Regions from separate parts of the Homo sapiens genome. Here region 2 is linked to region 1. Evidence: read pairs that join two places in POLR2A ChIA-PET (ENCODE). Cell type or tissue: OCI-LY7. All regions are shown on one strand. Each heading gives the region's core, and the rest is flanking DNA. Links, peaks and the distances in the headings are about the cores only. Region 1 has its middle 15 kb from the start of LINC01883. Region 2 overlaps ATL2 (atlastin GTPase 2).

Region 1 (2,917 bases), core at 295-2,794:
TCCCCAAATCCCAGGATCTTGAAAACTTCACCTCCTGAGCTTCATCATACCATCAGCCCACACGCACACTCATTTCTCCGTCTACCCTCACCATTCCTGATCTTGAAGAACTTTCTCCAAGGCCAAGGACAGAGTTCTATAAACAAAGTGGTAAGTGAGAGCGAATATCCACATGCCCCAAACTGGGCCCCTCCCCACACTTGAGAGACCACTAAATGAAATGGCCTTACTGTGTAAAAACCAGGGAGGGATAGGAGATAATGGACAAATAGCAGACCAACTGTAACTTCTGCTCATCTAAGATGATCAGACCAGTAACATAAACAGAAGAGGAATGATTCTATGAGTCCCAACTCCAGGCCCTCAGGCCGTTATTCTCCATAGGCCTTAGAGCACAAATGAGCTGCACATAGCATGTCCTCTGTTATCAAACAGGCCAGCCAAGAGATGGCCTCTCTCAGCTGGCTGAGCTCAGGTACCTTGGAGCTAAAAACATTCACTATCTCGCTGCAGTCTAAAGCTTGGAGCAATTCCTTTTAGTCGATGTACTAGAAGGCAAAGGTCAGGCAGACAATTCTAGGTACCCTCTGTAAGCATTTGGCAGAGATCTCTGAGCATGGACCTGTGCCTAACTGTTCAAGCATAAAGGAAGAGGAGAAAACTAGTCCCAGGCAACAGGCCTCCACATTCTCCATCACTCTTCTGCTCTTCCAGTGGCTCTGAAGTTGGTGGGAGCATTGCGTTGTATCCTGCCCTTCCAGTCTACTATAAATCATATTAGATGGTTCTATGGCCTACTTTGTAGCCCAGTGAAACAGCAAAACCTACCAGGTGTGTATCACCTTATATATTTCCTTGCCTCTGTTCCCCTGTGGATGAAACCGGACTTACCTGAACTAAACAGATTATATTATAAAAACTTCTGGGAAGTCTCAAAAGAGTATTATCATGTTCATTTAAATGATCTTATAGTTGCTACAGACTTTGCTTTTTGAATGCAGAATATGCATTGATTTTTTTCATATCCAAAGCTCTAGGGGTCTCTTTATTAGCATACTTTAACTATTGTGTACTCTAATTAAATGTGAATATAGCCTTAATCTAACTGACTCCCTTGATATTACCCCAATCAGAGATCATGAAACATAGTTATAGCGCCCATGTATTGAGTGTCTACTATGCACAGGTCAGGAAATGTGTCAGGGACTTTACATATGTTATTTTGGTCCACCTTCACAAAGGATTTGTAGAATTAGCTTCAGTTTACAGCTGCTGAATCTAAAATGCAAAAAGGACAAATTACACAAGAGCACAGGTGCAAGTGGCAGAACTCAAATGTACACTCAGCTACGTTCTGGCTCCAAATCCAGTGACATGACATCCTTCTTTGTCTGAGTAGGAACAGTCATAAAAATATTGGAAGGAATTCATGGAGCCTTCTTTAAATAAAAGGCTCATGGTGTCCACAAGATGATCCCACGCTACTCCACCCCAGTGACACCTTGTCTGGGGTGTTGTGAACACTTGTAAAAGCCACATTTTTTTTTTTTTTTTTGACGGAGTCTTGCTCCATCACCCAGGCTGGAGTGTAGTGGCGTGATCTCGGCTCACTGCAACCTCTGCTTCCTGGGTTCAAGTAATTCTCGTGTCTCAGCATCCCTAGTAGCTGGGATTACAGGTGCCTGCCACCACGCCTGGCTAATTTTTTAAATTTTTAGTGGAGACAAGGGTTTCCCATGTTGGCCAGCCTGTACTTGAACTCCTGACCTCAAGTGATTCACCCGCCTCGGCTTCCCAAAGTGCTGGGATTACAGGCATGAGCCACCACGCCTGGCCAAAGCCACAATTTAATACGAATTAATACTGGCAAAGGAAGTTGACAAGACAAAGTGGGTCTGAAAATGCAAGGAACTGTTGAAGAGTAATTAGTTTGTTGGAAAAAAAAGATGGAGAATAGGAGAAACAATCTAACAACTCTCTCAATATTTGAAAAGCTGTAATGTAGTAGAAATGGATTTTGTTCATTCACTCATTCATTCATTTCTCACACATTTCTCAGACACCAAACATGGGCCAGACACTTGCTAGCCATGGGAGAGCAGCTAGAAAGAAGTCAAATGTGCCTGCACAGCATAGCAAGAAAACCAGATGTGAAAAAGCATTGCAAGTGTGATGATTTCTGCAAGGTATAAAAAGGAAGCAAGAAGAAGTCTTTGGTCTTACTCCCTAAAATTCAGTAACACAGAATGACTACTCCTTTTTTTTTTTTTTTTTTTTTAATTTTTGAGACAGAGTTTCACTCTTGTCGCCCAGGCTGGAGTGCAGTGGCACAGTTTTGGCTCACTGCAACCTCTGCTTCCCAGGTTCAAGCGATTCTCCTGCCTCAGACTCCTCAGTAGCTGGGACTACAGGTGCACACCACCACACCTGGCTAATTTTTGTATTTTTATTAGAGACGTGGTTTCATCATGTTTGCCAGGCTGGTCTCCAACTCCTTACCTCAGGTGATCTGCCCACCTCAGCCTCCCAAAGTGTTGGGATTACAGGTGTGAGCCACCACGCCTGGCCTAACACAGAATAACTCTTACTGGGTAGAAATATCAATAGGTAAAAATAAAAGGGAGGCAGATTTCAGGGCAGAGTAAGAAAAGCTGTCCTGAGTCCCCAACAATGAGGTAGGTGTCAGGAAGAAGTGAGTCCCTGGCAGTGGGAGGGTTCCATTGGTGGCTGACTGACCCCCTCCCTGACACATTCCACAAGGGATTCCCTCATAGGAGAGGAGGTTAGCATAAGCACTGTCTACCAGCACAGATGCTGAAGTCCTAGAGTCTTGGACCTCATCTTCGACAGAGTGAACAAAAGTTCTCTGAAAGAAGGGCGTTTTTCAGTAATGCTGTTCAGCTCTTCCAGTGTGCTA
Region 2 (2,917 bases), core at 98-2,597, 57 kb before region 1:
GCATTTTCCAAGAACTACAAGGTTTTAGGCATTAATAGAACATACATATACACCCTAGAATATATATCAAGATACATGACAACATTCAAGTTCTAGTACATATGCTTAAAAATTAGCCTCAATACTTAAAATTAAAACTATTACATCACTCCCACAGGCTTTATAGATTATGCAGCCCAATTTACTCATTTTAAAAATAAGAAAAACATACAATTAAACCACTGTTTGGGGGGAAATCAAGGCCAGGTCTTATTTAGTGTTATTTCCTCCACAGCAGTGCTAGTCAAGCTTAACATGAATACACATCACCTGAGTATCTTGTTAAAATGCATATCCTGATTCAATAAAACTGGGATTGAGCTTGAAACTGCATTATTATCAATCCAAGATGATGCCAAAATTGCTGGTCCTCAGGATATATGGACTAACAAGGGTCACTCTATTTCACAAGTGTTTAGGATGTAAGTGTCATTCATTTAATTCTATTTCATGTAGTTTCTAACAATATTAAAATAAAATTTTCAAGGAAGAAAAAAAGTTTTCAAGCTAAACTGTAATGCTCTATTTTTCCTGGGAGACTGCTAATACTGTGATACAACTAACCACTCCAGGGTTGCTATCAAGGGTTTGATATACCAAAGTTCAAAAAAGTCGAGGTACATAAAACAATCTCTACTTAAAAAAGGAAAAAGCTATAGAAATTATTTTAAAATGGCTGGGCGCGGTGGCTCACACCTGTAATCCCAGCACTTTGGGAGGCCAAGGCGGGCGGATCACGAGGTCAGGAGATCGAGACCACAGGGAAACCCCGTCTCTATTAAAAATACAAAAAAAGTAAGCCGGACACGGTGGCAGGCGCCTGTAGTCCCAGATACTCAGGAGGCTGAGGCCGGAGAATGGCGTGGACCCAAGAGGCGGAGCTTGCAGTGAGCCGAGACCGTGCCACTGCACCCCAGCCTGGGCGACAGAGCGAGACTCCGTCTGAAAAAAAAAAAAAATTATTTTAAAACGTTAACATGATATACGGCTAGGATTGAAAACTATCAGCTAGTTTAGCTCTATTAAACTATTAGTCTAGCTCATCCAATCACCTGGGTGAGCTTTTATAACAGTGCTGGGTCTCCCCCACAAGACTATTGCAGCCTGGGATACAAGTATTACAAGTACTGACAAAGACACAAACTTGGACTTCGATAAATTTTTTTTGAAGGAAAAAAACAGCTACTAGTCAAACAGATACTACAAGAAAATATTTTAACTTATAATCTGGTCCTGTAAAACATTAAGAACTTATAAACTCATATTTCTCTCATATAAAATTAGAACTACAATGCAAATTACAAAAACAAAAATTTTAAAGACTCCAGGAAACGACTTATTAACAATTTCAGTTATCAAATATTTTCTCCCTTAGACTTGTCCCTTTCTAGCCAACAACAAAAGACCATCCTAAAATAGACTTTTAAAAATGCTTTAAAGAGGGCAGCTGCAGTGGCTCACGCCTGTAATCCTAGCACTTTGGGAGGCCGAGGTGGGTGGATCACCTGAGGTCAGGCGTTCCAGACCAGCCTGGCCAACATGGTGAAACCCTGTCTCCACTAAAAATACAAAAATTAGCCAGGCGTGGTGCCACACGCCTGTAATCCCAGCTATTTGGGAGGCTGAGGCAGAAGAATCACTTGAACCCCAGAGCCCGGGAGAGGGAGGTTGCAGTGAGACAAGATCCCGCCATTGCACTCCAGCCTCAGTGACAGAACCAGACTCCATCTCAAAAAAAAAAAAAAAAATGCTTTAAAGAGTATATAATACCATTCATCTCCTTCCTTCATTACTATTAAATCAGGAAACAAAGAGTTGTTTTTCCTATAGGATTCACATACTATTTTCCACTTGAAATGTACCCCGTTTCCATAGTAACTACCACTGATGTCACAGAATTTTTGCTGTTCCCACTTAAAGAACACTAAGGCAAAAAATACTTTTATGCATTTATTAAAATAGACGAAGAAAAATGTAAAATGGTTTATAAATGTATAAACTCAAAAGTATTTTTCCCCAAAGTTTGTCATCAAATATTACCCAGTTCTTAAAAGCATACACCTGAATATGTAAGTGTACTTAAAAAAAATACTAAAGTTGGCCGGGCGCGGTGGCTCACGCCTGTAATCCTAGCCCTTTGGGAGGCCGAGGCAGGTGGATCACTTGGGGTCAGGAGTTCAAAACCAGCCTGGCCAATATGGTGAAACCCCGTCTCTACTAAAAATACCAAAAAAATAGCTGGGCGTGGTGGCAGATGCCTGTAATCCCAGCTACTTGGGAGGCTGAGACACGAGAATCACTTGAACCTGGGAGGTAGAGGTTGCAGTGAGATGAGATCGTCGTCCACTGTACTCTAGCCTGGGCAGAGCAAGGCTCCATTTCAAAAAAAAAAAAAAAAAAAAAGAATACTAAAGTAAATTTAAATTTGGTATTTTAAATGACGTTAAAATTTAGGAAGTCAACTTTGTTAGCTAGTCAGGAGATTCTAGAATAAGCGATGGCTCAGGGGATTCTTTTTTTTTTTTTTAAGATTTTGGGTGTTTTGCTTATTTGTTTTGAGATGGGGTCTTGCTCTGATGCCCAGGCTGCAGTACAGTGGCACAATCACAGCTCACTGTGGCCTTGACCCCCAAGGCTCAAGACATCCTCCCATCTCAGCTTTCTGAGTAGCTGGGACCACAGGCATGCACTACCACAGTCAACTAATTTAGTTTTTGTAGAGACCAGGTCTCACTATGTTGCCCAGGCTGGTCTCAAACTCCTGGACTAAAGGGATCCTCCTGCCTCAGCCTCCCCAAAGTGCTGGGATTCCAGGAGTGGGCCACCACACCCAGCCTCGGGGAACTCTATAATCAACAAGACAGAAATTCAGACATTT

The links. Peaks named below come from ENCODE experiments on the same cell type or tissue, not always from the same donor. Only the 100,000 strongest peaks of a DNase experiment are listed, where the experiment ranks them.
Region 2: POLR2A ChIA-PET joins it to region 1 with 10 read pairs; 7 of 35 experiments call an interaction of 5 or more read pairs at or near these places.

The regions. Positions count from the first base shown.
Region 1 is chr2:38,414,708-38,417,624 of GRCh38, forward strand. No RefSeq gene overlaps it. Among named protein-coding and RNA genes, the nearest start is that of LINC01883, 15 kb to the right of the region's middle. In OCI-LY7, for the core only: no CTCF peak of the experiment used is centred there; DNase peaks (open chromatin) are centred at 1,264 and 2,134; H3K4me3 peaks cover 1,637 bases; H3K27ac peaks cover 2,500 bases.
Region 2 is chr2:38,357,708-38,360,624 of GRCh38, forward strand. All of the region lies in intron 1 of ATL2 (atlastin GTPase 2), which reads right to left. Among named protein-coding and RNA genes, the nearest start is that of ATL2, 18 kb to the right of the region's middle. In OCI-LY7, for the core only: no CTCF peak of the experiment used is centred there; no DNase peak of the experiment used is centred there.